Linked DNA regions of Homo sapiens: region 1 is linked to region 2. A link is an interaction called in ENCODE POLR2A ChIA-PET data of the cell type or tissue named here. Cell type or tissue: PC-3. All regions are shown on one strand. Each heading gives the region's core, and the rest is flanking DNA. Links, peaks and the distances in the headings are about the cores only. Region 1 overlaps CCNY (cyclin Y). Region 2 has its middle 450 kb from the start of ANKRD30A.

Evidence for each region. ChIA-PET counts read pairs that join two places held together with the same protein. Peaks named below come from ENCODE experiments on the same cell type or tissue, not always from the same donor. Only the 100,000 strongest peaks of a DNase experiment are listed, where the experiment ranks them.
Region 1: POLR2A ChIA-PET joins it to region 2 with 5 read pairs; 1 of 35 experiments calls an interaction of 5 or more read pairs at or near these places.

Annotation. Positions count from the first base shown.
Region 1 is chr10:35,541,944-35,549,782 of GRCh38, reverse strand. All of the region lies in intron 7 of CCNY (cyclin Y), which reads right to left. Among named protein-coding and RNA genes, the nearest start is that of GJD4, 59 kb to the left of the region's middle. In PC-3, for the core only: a CTCF peak has its summit at 2,865; DNase peaks (open chromatin) are centred at 2,242, 2,722 and 3,352; H3K4me3 peaks cover 1,402 bases; H3K27ac peaks cover 3,093 bases.
Region 2 is chr10:36,673,162-36,681,000 of GRCh38, reverse strand. No RefSeq gene overlaps it. Among named protein-coding and RNA genes, the nearest start is that of ANKRD30A, 450 kb to the left of the region's middle. In PC-3, for the core only: no CTCF peak of the experiment used is centred there; DNase peaks (open chromatin) are centred at 3,760, 4,060, 4,610, 5,180 and 1 weaker place; H3K4me3 peaks cover 953 bases; H3K27ac peaks cover 2,589 bases.

The sequences.
Region 1 (7,839 bases), core at 1,729-5,728, 1.1 Mb after region 2:
TGTGTCATGAGCAGCGCAGGGTCACGAGCACTGTAGGGTCATGGGCCATGAGCAGCGCAGGGTCACAAGCAGTGTAGGGTCACGGACCATGAGCAGCGCAGGGTCACGAACAGTGTAGGGTCATGGGCCATGAGCAGCGCAGGGTCACGAGCACTGTAGGGTCATGTGTCATGAGCAGCGCAGGGTCATGAGCACTGTAGGGTCATGTGTCATGAGCAGCGCAGGGTCACGAGCACTGTAGGGTCATGGGCCATGAGCAGCGCAGGGTCACGAGCACTGTAGGGTCATGGGCCATGAGCAGCACAGGGTCACGAGCACTGTAGGGTCATGTGTCATGAGCAGCGCAGGGTCACGAGCACTGTAGGGTCATGGGCCATGAGGAGCACAGGGTCACGAGCACTGTAGGGTCATAAGCCATGAGCAGCACAGGGTCACATACAGCATAGGGTCACGTGGCTTGACCAGCTACTCTGCAGAACCCCCCACCCCTCATCCCTAAACCACAGTCAGAGTGAGAGGGTCTAATGCTCCCCAAAGCAACCAGAAGCTTCCTTGTGGCTTATTTTGCCAGGTGCAGTTGTGAAGCCCCTGAGAAACTGGTGAGGTGGGGAGGGGCAGGTCAGACTCTTCTCTGCCTCTTCGAGAGAAGGGGTTTGGCATGATGAGGGGCGGGGGGGGGTGGGGTGGGTGGTGAGGGGCACGGAGTTGGCACCCAACTGTTTGCTGAATGAAAACATCCATGACTAATGGTTTCTTGCTTAAAAAGATTATTGTTCTGTGTTCAGATTACTTTTCTGTGTTCAGTGCTTTACTAATGAAACAGCAGTTTTTTAAATCTTAAAAACCTGGATTTTTATGGCTTATCAGATGTTCCTTAGAATGGATCAGGGCACTGTACTGAAGACAAAGTAAAAATCCTAAAAAGAAAGTACGGTTAACCCCTGAACAACACAGGTTCGAGCTGTGTGGATCCACTAATACGCAGATTTTTTCGGTAACAGTTACACCGAATGCACCTGCCTCTCCTGCCTCCCTTCCACCTTCTCCACCTCTTTCGCTTCCACAGCCCCAGAGGCAGCAAGACCAACCCCTCCTCCCCTCCTCAGCCTACTCAACGCGAAAACAACCAGGATGACAACCTTTATGATGATCCACTTCCACTTAATGAATGGGAAATATATTTTCTTGGCTGGGTGCGGTGGCTCAAGCCTGTAATCCCAGCACGTCGGGAGGCCAAGGTGGGCAGATCACAAGGTCAGGAGATCGAGACCATCCTGGCCAACATGGTGAAACCCCGTCTCTACTAAAAATACAAAAATTAGCTGGGCATGGTGTACGCGCCTGTGATCCCAGCTATTTGGGAGGCTGAGGCAGGAGAACTGCTTGAACCCGGGAGGCGGAGGCTGCAGTGAGCCAAGATCGTGAAACTGCACTCCAGCCTGGGTGACACAGCGAGATTCCGTCTCATAAAATATATATATATATATATACATAAATATATATATTTATATTTATGTATATATATATTTGTCCTTATTTTCTTAACATTTTCTTTTCTCTGGCTTACTTCATTGTAAGAATACAGTATAGCATACATATAACACGAAAAATAAATAATAATCAAATGTTTATGTTACAGGTAAGGCTTTCAGTCAACAGTAGGCTATTAAGTTTTGGGGGGTCAAAAGTTACATGTGGATTTTCAACTGTGCAGGGTTCCATGCCTCTAACCCTGGAGTTGTTCATGGGTCAAGTGGAGTAACATGTTTCAAATCCCAAAGGCAAATAGCCAATAAGCTGTAGTAAGAGGTTCTAAGTATACTGATAATAAAATGGAAAACCATTACAGGGAAAGACCACCTTGACCTTCCCAAATTAGTTGGGTGACCCTCTGCTTGCTCCCAATGCTGCATTTATCTCAGTAGTGTAAGGGCCTCTTCCCTGGATAGGAAGCCTGGATAAACCCTCATCTCATCCCCAGTATGTGCAGCATCTAGCCCAGGGGCCGGCAGAGCGTGCTCCCTGAATGCATCATGGGCATATGGGGTCCTGCAGGGACGACAAGGGACCGCATCCACACAGGGCTCCGGCAGGCTCTTGAAAGAGCTATGAAAGGGCAGATTTCCAGCCCAAAGGAAGTCAGCGGGACTACATACGAGTGATTCGCTAGTAAAACGACCACAAATAATGGCATTCAGGAAAGAGAACTGCATCGACAAGGTGTAGTGAATTAAGGGAAACTGAGTCCTTGGCTTGTGAGACAGGTGCAGTGGTGAACAACAAAGTTCAGAGGAGGCAGCTATGGGCACACGGGAAGCCAAAGAGACCTTCAAATAAGGCCCAGGAAGTCATGAAGCACGGCATTGTAACTGCACTGGAAAGGCCTTTGTGGGGGTTTCCAAGGGTCCTTCACTCAACAATAGCATTTGAGTGTGACAACTGTTGGTGGAAAAAAGAAAGTCACTCAAGAGAGCTGAATAACCTTATCAATTTTTGGAGATTTTCATTTTTAACGGCATTTATTATATTAAGTTTGAACAGAAAGAATAAGCTAATGTTTTAGATCATAATTGTCCTCTGTGTGAACATCGTAACTCTTCAGATAAAGATCTAGGTGAGGCTCAGTGGAATTCTAGCTGGCACTGATCTTAGGGCCCCAGGCTGCGTATTTTACAAAGGCTGATGACAAATCCTCTTACTCTCCAACAAAGAGACAACCAGAAAATGTGCAATACCACTGTGCTGAGAGCAGAAAACAGGGACTGGGCCTAAGTAAACCTCCAGATCATTAAAGCAGCAGAAAAAGAAGACTGTGACTCAATCTTCACCCAGATCCCAGAGATTCCACTCCTTTACAGACATGAGGCGCTGCAACCTCCCAAGCTCTCCGCAGAGGTCAGTGCTCACTGGCTCAATACAAAAAGCTGACTATGTTTTCTTCTGACTTTTAACTTACCTTAGTTGATGAATATTAATAACTATATTAGTAATATTTAAGAGAATACTTAATGTTTGGGAAAAAAACAAACAGTCATGAACCAGGTGTGATATTCCATTACGGCTAACTGAAGCAATCAGACAACACAATACATCCTGTAACAGAGGGAAAGCAGTTGCTATATTGGGAGATAAGGCATTCATGGTAAGCTAGACTTAAAAATATGTAATTTAGCAAAACTTGCCAATAAAACTATAGTCAAGGGTCAGCTGCAACTTCTTTAGTAAACTCCCACTTGGATATTTTAACTCTCTGCCAAGTAAAATAATACACGGTTGATTTTTCTAAACAATATCCCACGACCATTGCTAACAGGTCACTCTTACTCAGTTAAGTTTTCAGATTTAATTCATGAGAATGACTATCCTAAGAAGTCTCTCTGGAAACCACAGGTTAATGAGCAACTATGGAGCTACAAAGAGGCATCAGCTGACTGCACATCACAAAGCTGTTCAGAGGCATTTGGAGGGGATAAAACTTGTGGAATTGAGGATATATGCAAATGAGATCCCAATGATGCTGAAATTATTCCAATCCAATTTTAAAGAGTAATACTAGGCCGGTTAATTGTCTGAATCTGTACCAGATATAATTTCTTTCTGGACTTTAAATCTGCCGTCTTTCAGCTGTTTGGTTTGGATGATTAGAGCATGTTCCAATACGGCTGAGGTTGAAATCATACGGGTGAAGACTGTGAAGTGAGTTGGTAGCTTCACTCCATTCTCAATTACACCCTAATTCCAGAGTGCTGTCTCATAAACATACTATTTTGAGGGAATGGGGGTAGCTACCTAAACTCCCTGTATTCAGCAATGCTCCATAAATTATCACTTTTATGGCCAACAAAAATAATTTAAAAAAGTAATTATTATTTTCTGTTTATAAAATTTCTGCCAGTTTCACATTTGGATTCTTTTTTGTACCTGATGCTGGAAGATTTTCCAATAGCCTGGAATACACATTTATATTATTAATATAGGTTAATAAATTAATATAAAGTATAATCTTTACCCTAAACTACAGCAATAACCTCCTTGCTGGTATCCCTGGAGAGATCTTAATACAAATCTTACACGATTCTGTTGGTATCCTGTGGATATGGGTTACAGTGTGTCCCCTCTTCCAAAATGCATATGTTGAAGTCCTAACCCCAAGTGCCTCAGAATAAGGCCTTATTTGGAGACAAGGCCTTTACAGATGTAGTGGAGTTAAAACGAGGTCATTAGGGCAGGACCTAACACAATATGATTGGGGCCCTTACATAAAGGGGAAACTTGGAGACAGACATGCACACAGGAGAACGCTGCGTGAGCATGAGGCTGGGCACCCACACATTGTAATACGTCAGAGAGAGGCCTGGAGCAGAACCTTCCCTCACAGCCCTTGGAACTAACCCGGCCAGTGCCTTGATTTCGGACTTCTGGCCTCCAGGACTGGGAGACAATGAAGTTCTGGTGTTGAAGCCACCCAGTGTGCAGTACATTGTTCTGGCAGCCCCAGGGAATTAACAGAATATCTGTCTAAAGACCTTGACGGCTCCCTCCCACCTGAAGCAAAGCTGGCAATCCACAGTCCGGGAGTAGCTCACAGACAGGTTTCGTTTGGCTTGGAGATTTCTTTTAAAAATCTCAGCTAACAACAGGGAACGTTCAAAAATAAGTCTGGGTTTCTTTGAACACTGGAAGGCCCCAGCCCCTCATTTCTACATGGCAAGGATTAGTCATGTTGTGATTTTCAAATGTTACTGAGTGTACATGCGTGCACACACATGAACACATGCTTGCTTAGCATTTGCCATCAGTAACAACCCCCTCTGCCCTCTAAAAGGAGGCCTTTGCAGCCCAGGAAATGATCCTGATCATCTACCTAAAAATGTATATAAGCAGAAGAGAAAGAACAAAACAGCACAGTGTGCAGCAAAGAGTGAACACAGCAAGCCTGAGACTGCCATGCTCAGAACAGGCTGCTTCTGGGGCTGACCTCAGTTGGCATTTGAAGAGTGTCCATTTCAGGAGGGCTCCTAGCATTCCCAGGACAGGTAAGAGCAGCTCACTATGCACACAAGGTGTACAAACAAGGTGGTTTATGCTGAGCCTGCTTTCCTTCTGGGACTCTGGAATTTTGATATGTGCTAAACAGAGGATGTCTGCGTAACCAACACTCAACACAAACCTTGGGTGCTGTCTCTAATGGGCTTTGCTGGTGGACAACATCTTGGAAGTATAGTCATACGTCATTTAACAATGGGTACATTCTGAAAAATGCTTCATTAGGCAATTCAATCCTTGTGGGAATACCATAGAGTGCACTTACACAAAAGCAGGTGCTACGGCCTACTATTAACCTAGGCTATGTGGTATGACCTATTGCTCCAAGACTGCAAACCTGTATAGCACATGACTGTACTGAATATTGTTGGTAACTGGAACACAATGATGAGTATTTGTGTATCTAAATATATCTAAACAAAGAAAAAGCACCATAAAAATATGGTATTGAAGATAAAAATGGTCCACCTGTACAGGGCACTTACAGTAAATGGAGCCTGCAGGACTGGAAGTTGTTCTGGATAAGTGAGTGAGTGGTGAGTGAGTGTGAATCCTAGGGCATTACTGTACACTACTGTGGACTTGATAAATGCTGTACATTTAGGCTCTATTAAATTTATGAAAAAGATTTTCTGTAATAATAAATTAAACTTAGCTTACTATAACTTTATAAACTTTAAAAATTTTTTAAACTTTGGACTCTTGTAATAACACTTAGGTAAAAACATACATCATACAGCTGTACAAAAATATTTTCTCTCTTTATATCCTTATTCTACAAGCTATTTTATATTTAAGTTAGTTTTTAATTTCTAAACTTTTTTGTTAAAAACTAAGACATCAACACACATTAGCCTAGACCTATACAGAGTGAGGATGATCAATATCGCTGTTTTCCGCCTCCATATCTTGCCCCACTGCCAGGTCTCCAGAGGCAATAATACACACAAAGCAGTGGTCTCCTGCCTGCTTCCAGAACACCTCCTGAAGGACCTGCCTAAGGCTGTTTCACAGTTAACTTTTTTTTTTTTAAAATAAGTAGAAGGAGTACATTCTAAAGTTAAGAATAAAAAGTATAGTATAGTAAACACATTAAACAGTAACAGAGTCGTTTATTATCAAGTATTATATGTACCGTGCACATGCTAGACTTTTACATGTCTGACAGCACAGGTTTGCTTATATTAGCATCACCACAAACACCTGAAACCTAGGATACGCTAGGATGTTATGACGTCACTAGGCGACAGGAATTTCTGAGCTCCACTATAATCTTCTGGACAAATGTCATATATGTGGTCCATCGTTGACTGAAACACCATTATGTGGCACATGACCATATTGTTACAGCTCATTGCTGGGGGATCAACTGTGTCCTGTATGACTCCATTGGGAGAGGACTCTTTTTCCTTCAGACTTCGACCCATGGGCCCTCCCCTTTTTGCTGATTTTGCATTGTACCCTGACATTGTAATATGTCACAGCTGTAGAACTATATGCTGGGTCCTGTGAGTCCTTTTAGTGAATAATCAAACCTGAGGTGGTCTTGGGGACTCCCAACACACACAGTATTTTACAAATGGCAGGCTGCACCCGATTAGTGGGGTTTTAAACAAATATACAAGATTATGAACAGCATTCTTTACTGAAATTTTTTAAAAAATGAAATAGATGTTAAAGAGTAGATCTAACAAGTTGAGGTATCTGTTTATGAAATCCTGGGCAGTGATGTGCGCTAAGATGAATATAATTTGTATTGCACTTGCCTTTAACTTTACTGAATTTGCATAGGCATGGCAACTCTTAGACTCCCTGTCACTAAGTTTAGATAACTAGTGACTTGACCACCACTTATTATTTGCCAGCAATTGAAGGAACAACTGAATATGTCTGGACTCATCACTGAATAGATGCCACCTGAATAACAGCTTTTGAATTCCTCAGAATCTATTAAAAGTGACCCATAAAGGAAGTCTTTCAGGGTCAGACTCAATTGATTCCACAGTCACTTCACCATCAGAGCACAAGACTCTGAGAAGGGATTTGGAGGCTGCAGTTCAGGGGTTGAATGGCAGGCATCGGACAGCCGTGCTGCAATGGCTGGGCCCTGCCAAGGCCTCCCCAGGCTGAGACCCAACCCCACTTGGCATGACCAGTGGTCCTGACAGGCTGATGTAACAAGCACTCTTCTCAGAATGCATCACCTAGGGAGGTGGAACACAACTGCCTGCATACGTGTGGTTTGCACAGAGTGACCTCATTCGAAGGATACACAGTACAGAAAGTGGAGAAAAAGAGTGACTACAAAGCAGAGAAACCTGACAAACACAACCTCAGCCAGGGATCAAGGTTATCATCAATAGTCATGAGTCATGTTGATCAAATGTACCTTTGATGTGATGTGCTAAAAATGGTGCTTTACCTTTGTTATTTTCCTCCAAAAAAACATACAATCCCAGTCTAATCATGACAAAAACGTCAGACAAATCCCAAGTTAGGGACATTCTACAAAAAAACTAGCCAGCACTCCTCAAAACTGTCAAGATCATCAAAAACAAGGAAAGCCTGAGAAACTATCACAGCCAAGAGGAGACTAGGGAGACACGGCAACTAGATACAATATGGTGTCCTGGATGGGATCCTAAAGAAGAAAAGGGATGCTGGGTAATAACAACTAGATACAATATGGTGTCCTGGATGGGATCCTAAAGAAGAAAAGGGATGCTGGGTAATGACCACTAGATACAATATGGTGTCCTGGATGGGATCCTAAAGAAAAAAAGGGATGCTGGG
Region 2 (7,839 bases), core at 1,846-5,845:
GGCTAAGAGAGGCCTCTGCAAGGCAGGAGCATAATAAGGGGCATATCCAGGATTCAAACAGAGGCCACAGGAAAATCAGAAAGGAGTAAATACAAGGTTACTCGCTAGAGGGTATGGGAAATCAGAGGGGAAACAGCCCTTATGATTAAAGGGATTGTCAAAGGATCAATGCAAGAGGTGGAATTTAGGTGGCATCAGAGATTGGATGTGCCCAGCCAGATGGAGAGAAGGGACAGCTGGATGTGGTCACACTTGTACCTTATAGTAATCTTTCAGAGATTAAAATACTCTGGAAAGAGTAGAATACTCTCTTTGAATGTTCTGGAAATCCCCTTACTTGGGCACATGCTGGTTCATTGTATCTCACATGTTGACTTCTATTCTTGACAGAGCAGTCATGTTTAATAAAGTAACTTTCTAAGGCCTCCAAATCCTCTCAGCAGAAGGAATCCACCACTTCAGTGGTTTCTTTTTTCTATTTTTGTAATTGACAGAAATTGTCTTCATATATGTTTATCACGTACCACAGAATGTTTTGGTGTAGGCATGCATTGTGTAATGCCTCAACTGAGCTCATTAGCATATGCTTTCCCACACGGGCTTATCATTTGTGTGTGTGTGTGATGAGAACACTTAAACGTGTACTGTCTTTACAATTTTCAAGAATTCAGCACACTGTTATTAACTATACTTCCGCGGTTTCTTTAAATGCTACTGAATAAGCATGAATAAACTCCGCATAACAAAACGTCGCAGAAGAGGGTCACCTAGAACCACTGGAAAACCCAATGTACTTCTGTGGTAATTAAAAAGAGGCCGTTTGCCATGATTACCGCTCCAACCCCTCCCCTGAGCTCTAGACTGGAGATATCTTTGCCTGTTTGGGTGTCAGAGGTATCTCACACTTGCCATGTTCAAAACTAAACTCTTGGTTTCACCCAACAAAACCTCTCATCCCAATCTTCCTCATTCAGTAAATGGCAACTCTGTGTTCATTCAAAACCAAAACCCTGAAGTCACTTCTGACTCTCCTCTTTGTCTTGTATAAAAACTCATTCGCTCTTTCTTCAGAATATGTTCAGAATAGGAGTGAGTATCACTGATCTCTCCAATATTATCTTAATCCAAACATCATCCTCTGGCTCGGGCCCGCTCAGCAGCTTCCTCTCAGACCTGCCTGTCCCCACCCGTAGTTCCTGCAGTCCATTCTCCCTGCAGTAGCTCAGAGGGACCTTCTACAAATAAATACAATGACATCACTCCTCTGCCCCAACCTGCAGTGGCTTTCCATATCACATCAAATAAAATCTAAAGGCCTTTCAGTGTCTCTTTGGGAATTGAATTCTCTGCTCCAGCTCACTCAGTCTCACTCAGACTCGCTGGCTCGCTGGCTCCCTGGCTCTGCCAGGAGCACACGAGGTCCCCGCCCACGTCAGGCCCTTGGCACTTGCCCCTCCTGGGCCTGGAATGTGCACCCCCAAATGTCTGCAGAGCCAGCTTTCTCATCCCATTTAGGTCTCTGTTTAAATGTCCCCTTATCAAAGAGTCTTATCCCGAGTACCCTGTATTAAATAATACTTCTCCAAAGATCCTTCTCCCCAGGCCACCATGTGTGGCAGTGCCTTGTGCCTGACACATGGGTGCCTGGGGAGGAGGTGGGCCAGGCCTGTGACCCACCTTTAAATTCTTAAAAACAATGGTGTTTTTTTTTTTTGGAAATGGATTCTCACTCTGTCGCCTAGGCTGGAGTGCAGTGGCGCGATCTCAGCTCATTGCAACTTTCACCTCCCGGGTTCAAGTGATTCTCCTACTTCAGCCTCCCGAGTAGCTGGGATTCCAGGCGCACGCCACCATGCCTGGCTAATTTTTGTATTTTTAGTAGAGATGGGGTTTCACCCTGCTGACCAGGCTGGTCTCGAACTCCTGACCTCGTGATCCGCCCGCCTCGGCCTCCCAAAGTCCTAGGATTACAGGCGTGAGCCACTGTACCCGGCAAAAGAGTGTCTTTTTAACTTACAGTGGGGTTATGTTCCGAAAAGTTACTATAAGTTGAAAATATCATAGTTGTAAAATGTATTTAATACCCTGATAAATCTATCATAAAAATGAAAAATCATATCATGAGTCAAACCATGGTGAGTCAGTGACCATCTGTTTATATATACATGCACACACATATGTACACACATATAAAATATCATATATACATATGTTTACATAATAATTACACATATGGTTATATATATATAATCTCTCTCCCACCAGAATATAACCTAACTTTCACCAGAATATAAGCTTAGCAAGACAGAAACTTTATTGTGCTGTATTCTGGGTTACCCAGCTTCTAGAACAGTGCCTAGCATTTGGTGAGCAAAAAACAAACAAATATCTGTCGATGAATTAATGGATAAGCCAATAAATAAATTGTATGTGCGTGGGAAAAATATTGTAAGTGTATCTGAGTATAGAAGTTCCAAAAATATTTAAGATATTCAGAAGCTATCATAATATTTTAAACAAAACTCATCACTCAAAGAATGAAGGCACAATTGAGATAGTGGATTAAGTTAGAAAGGGTGTTGTGTGAAGTGTTTGTTGAATACTGGTTGAAAAAGATAGGCTTTAGCTTTTGTAGACCTGCACATTTTTGTTTGTTTGGTTTTTGTTTTTTTTGTTTTTTGTTTTTTGTTTTTTTTGAGACAGAGTCTTGCTCTGTCGCCCAGGCTGGAGTGTAATGGCGCGACCTAGGCTCAGTGCGTCCTCTGCTTCACGGGTTCCAGTGATTCTTCTGCCTCAGCCTCCCGAGTAGCTGGGATTACAGGCACACGCCATCATGCCCCACTAATTTTTGTAGAGACAGGGTTTCACCATGTTGGCCAGGCTGGTCTTGAACTCCTGATCTCAGCTGATTAACCCACCTCGGCCTCCCAAAGTGCTGGGATTACAGGCGTGAGCCACCACGTCCAGACTCTGCACATGTTAATTCGGGGTAATTGCTTTAATTTATGTGTCCCAATGTGGCATATTATAGAATGGTTGATTTGGTTCGAACGCATTTAACCAAAGTCATAAAAAGGGAAAATTATCTTACTTTGTAGGAATTTTAATAAAAAATTTATTTCCTTTATCTCTAGCCTTTACAATCTGCAATGAAGCAAATGACTAACTCATTTTCTTGTTGAAGATCTAGTAGAGCATTTGCATCAGATAATAAGTCTAAAGAGTTATATAGATGATAATTGTTATTATATATTACAAGATAGATGGCTAAATGGAAATTCAGAGGGTTCAAGTGATTTGCCACATTGACATAGGAAGCAGGGACACAGCTTGGACTGGACTCGAATCTCCTGCTGAGCCTACTGCTCTTTTGACAGCAGAGTGTTTTCTCTTTATGGAACAGATGTTACCACTCCCTGTTTGTACAAAATGTTCCACAGCAGCTCCAGAAGCTCAACCACCTACTTCATCTGGTTCCTTCCACCTGTGTCCTTTGGAAAAATAAATTGACATAATACATAATCATTAGGAGAACCACTTGCTTGGCCGCTCTTCCCATCCTATGTCTTTACCATCCTGATGCTATTAGCCAAGAGAGTGCCAAAAAGCTGCTTCTCCTCCCTACGATTTAATTCCTAGCTTTTATTGTTCATTAAATACATCTAAATCAAATCTTTACTGCCTGTTTTATGTTCATGGAGGTACTGAAAACTCTTCTTGCCTGGGTCAGCACAGACGCTCAGAGTTGTTGACTCTACCAATGGTATCATCTTTCAAGCTGAAGCTGAGTAATAGATATTTTGGCTGGGATTTTTCTAGAGCCATCCTAAACTTCTATCATCTGTAGGTCTCTTGCTGTTTTTCTCTCTCACACACACACACGCACAGACACACACACACACTTGCGTGTATGCTCACACACACACGTGCACAGAGCACTCAACACTCGGTAGCACCTGGTGAACAAGGAGATGAAATTAACCCTCATTAGGCTTTATCATAAAAAGAGCATGTTTGGCTGCAATAGGTCTTCCTAATCTGGTTTTCATTCCTCAGAAACCACACATTGGCCTACCATGAATACTCTGCATCAGGCAGCAGGAGGAAGTGTTTTTGTGAGCTGTAATTGAAAGGCTATTTATACCCCACATGCAATTATCAGCTCTCTGTTCCTAGCTCTTAAAGATGCCTAGTTTGAAGAAGCCATTCAATTAGTTGCACATGTGAATGATTTTGCTGCAATATTACCTGCAGCTGCTGAGGATAGCAAAGTTTATCATTCTATTAACCCCACAATTAACCCTCATTACATGGCCTGCTCAGTACAGGTGCACCCCCAGAATATGTTCAGTTTCTGAATGGCCAAACCCATTACACAAGGAGACACTATTGTGGCTGAAGAGTACATGCCTACTACATGTGCTTCTGATTTAGAGAGTGACTGACTGATTGGATTGAGCAGGGTGTCTTTAGCAACAGCACATGAACAGCAGGGGTACACCATTTGCAACCTATGTAATTTCCAGCTTGGCTGCTTGCCACTGCAGAGTACTGACTCTCACAGCCGTGGCCACATAACCACTGTGCCCATAGAATGCCAGGCCAGACCCTCCTCCCACCCCAAATCATCATCACCCTAGGCAGGAAGAACATATGATGTCCTGGATAAGAAAGGTGAGCAATGGAGCCGGTTTTACACAGACCTTTTGCCTCCTTCAAATATTGTCAGGATCCTTCGAAGTCATAAACTGGACCATTTTAGGGGGAACATTTTTCTTGTTTGGAACATTATGCTTTGTAAGGTGTTGGTATTATAATAGCTAAACCCAGTGCCTTCCTTATTCTCTTTGATTTTTGTTGTTGTTGTTTTGTTTTGTTTTTGAGAAACAGGCTTCTGTTGAACCGACCTAATCCATGCTGTTAGAACAAATAACATTTCTTAATTTGATCCTCAGTAAGATTAAGTGTATCCTACAGTTTGGCACTTAAAAACCATTTTATTTCTTAGGAGAAAATTTTCCCTTCAGCTCCACTTTTCTCCTGTGTTGAATTTGTCTCTCTTGCATGTGGAGGGCGTGGCACATTGCTAACTGCACCACATCCATACCTATCGCCCCAGAAGGTCAATAGAGGCTGGCAGGGTGTGACACTGGATCTCTTGACTTGCAGAAAAATGGGTCCAGTGACTCCCAGAGCAGATATTTCCCACTGGGAGGAGTCAGACTTGGTGGCCAGTGAGTCAGATTTTGGCTTACCGGCATTGCTCTTACTTCCACCAACTTTGCCGGCATGGAGTCGTCAGTCAATGCAGAATCCCTTCTTTATTTATCTTAGACCTACTGACCTCAGTGAATGAAAAACAGCTGTTTTCACACTGCTGGCTTCGATGGCCAGTGGAGTTCAATGTCCATGATAACTGCAGAGTGGTGATTTGAGTTATATGATCAAAGTTTATGTTAAGTCATCTTCAGTTAGCAGGACTGTGTCTTAAATTGCTAACTCTGTGCAGTGACAATGTAATGAAAAGCATACTGTGTTGAGAGCCAGAAAATCTGGCTCTGCTGCTCACAGAATCATGGTCTTCAACAAGTCAACTTAACCCTTCCAGACCTCAATTTTCTCTTCTGTTGAATGAAGCAAATAGACTGAATCCATGCATTAGAAAACAAAACAATGTATATATGACAGAAGACAATGGTGAACAAAAGACAAATAGACTGTGTTTCTATAAAGTCCAAAGTCTAAACAAATGAAACAAACACAGGTATGATTAGAGAGGATTATTGATTGTATTACCTTTGGGGTTCTATGAGAAATAATCAGAGTGAGAAAACAGCTCTCTCTGAGGAGGTGATGGTTGAGGACCAATATGAAGAGGACAAAAATCAGGCATGTGTAGAAGGTGGGGGCTGGCAGAAGAGGGTAGATATTGGTGAGCTTGAAAAACCAAAGAGGCCTTTGTTTGGAGCGCAGTGGCATGATCTCAGCTCAATGCAACCTCCGCCTCCCTGTTCAAACGATTCTCCTTCCTCAGTCTCTTGAGTAGCTGGGATTACAGGCACTCACCACCATGACCAGCTAATCTTTGTATTTTTAGTAGAAACGGGGTTTCATCATGTTGGCCAGGTTGGTCTTGAACTCCTTACCTCAGGTGATCTGCCTGCGTTAGCCTCCCAAAGTGCTGGGATTACAGGTCAGGTCAGAGATAATCATGGCATCTGGTAAGTGAGAGAGAAGAGCAATAGGAAAGATTCTAGAGCAAAGACGAGGATGAAATCCTGCAAGGCCTATGGTCCAGATGAAAATGTCTGAAATACAAGCACAGCGGGAAAAGAGTTTGAAGCAGAGAAGTATGATGATCCCAATACATTTTTTTTTTTTTTTGAGACAGAATCTCACTATGTCACCCAGGCTGGAGTGCAGTGGTGCGACCTCGGCTCACTGCAAGCTCCACCTCCCGGGTTCACATGGCTCCTAATACATTTTTAAATATCTCTCTCCATGCAAAGTCAGAGGAGGAATTCAGGGACACAATCCACTGCACTGGGAGAGACAAGGAACAGGGCCAATTAGTATTATGTTGGTGCAAAATAAATTGCAGTTTTTGCCTTTTAAAAGTAATGGCAAACACTACAATTAATTTTGCACCAACCTATGAGATAGAAATCAAGTTTGCAGTAATATATAGACAACAAAGTGATGAAAACTTATGAAGAGACAAACGAATCAGAGGGAAGCAGTCAGAATTGTAGAGTGCCTTATGTTCTTTCAATAGTAAGAATCAAGGGAAGTCAGTGAAATGAGGATGCTGGAATTTAATCCAGTAAAGACCAGTCACCTTGACAATGAGCCCCCACACTTTGATAGTGATGATATAGTAAAAAGGAAGAAAAAACAAAAAAAAACCACCAAAGCTTATGAAGTAAATAATAATTAAGATCAGACCTACGTATGGTCTCTCTAGCTGCCCCTTGGGAAATGTGTGCCTCAAATAAAAGATGGGACCATGATGGGAAGAATTGCTATTTTGAATAGAAATAATGAATTTTGTCTGCCAGCTCAAATGCTTCTGGTGGTGCTGCAGACCTGCTGTGACTGACACTGGTTTACTTACAACCCATATAAATCAATCCAGGCTCTCAAGGCCCTCCACCTTCCACCCCACCTTCACTCCCAAAATATTTTTTAAAGACTTTAAAAACCACTCTACTACAATGTGCAAAGGCATCACCTGAAGATGTGGAAATGTAGATTCCGGGTCAGAACATCTGGAGTGCGGCCTGTAAGTCTTCATTTCTTTTTTTTGTTTTTTATTTTGTGAGTTGGAGTTTCCTTCTTGCCGCCCAGACTGGAGCACAGTGACATGATCTCAGCTCAATGCAACCTCTGCCTCCCTGTTCAAACGATTCTCCTTCCTCAGTCTCCTGAGTAGCTGGGATTACAATCCGCCTTCGTTAGCCTCCCAAAGTGCTGGGATTACAGGTCAGGTCAGAGATAATCATGGCATCTTTGAATAAGACAATGACCACGAAGATGAAGGAAAAAAAAAAAACAGATTGGAAATATTGTGAAGGCCAAATTAGCAGAGTTGGTGCCACATGAACAAAATGAGAGAAAGGCCCCTAAATGTCCAGCTTGAGGAAGTGAGTGAGTGTGTGCTGCTCCAGGAATGGGACAGGTTACATGAACTCTGAGGTCTCTGTTGGCTCTGAAATCTGGAATTCTAGGCCACCATGAGCCTTAAGTGCTCTCTGTGGAGTCAATATTTTCATAGATGGAGTGTTATGCAGCTATGGAAACACCTTACAGCATAGCGATTTATCAGCATGGCTTTGGAGT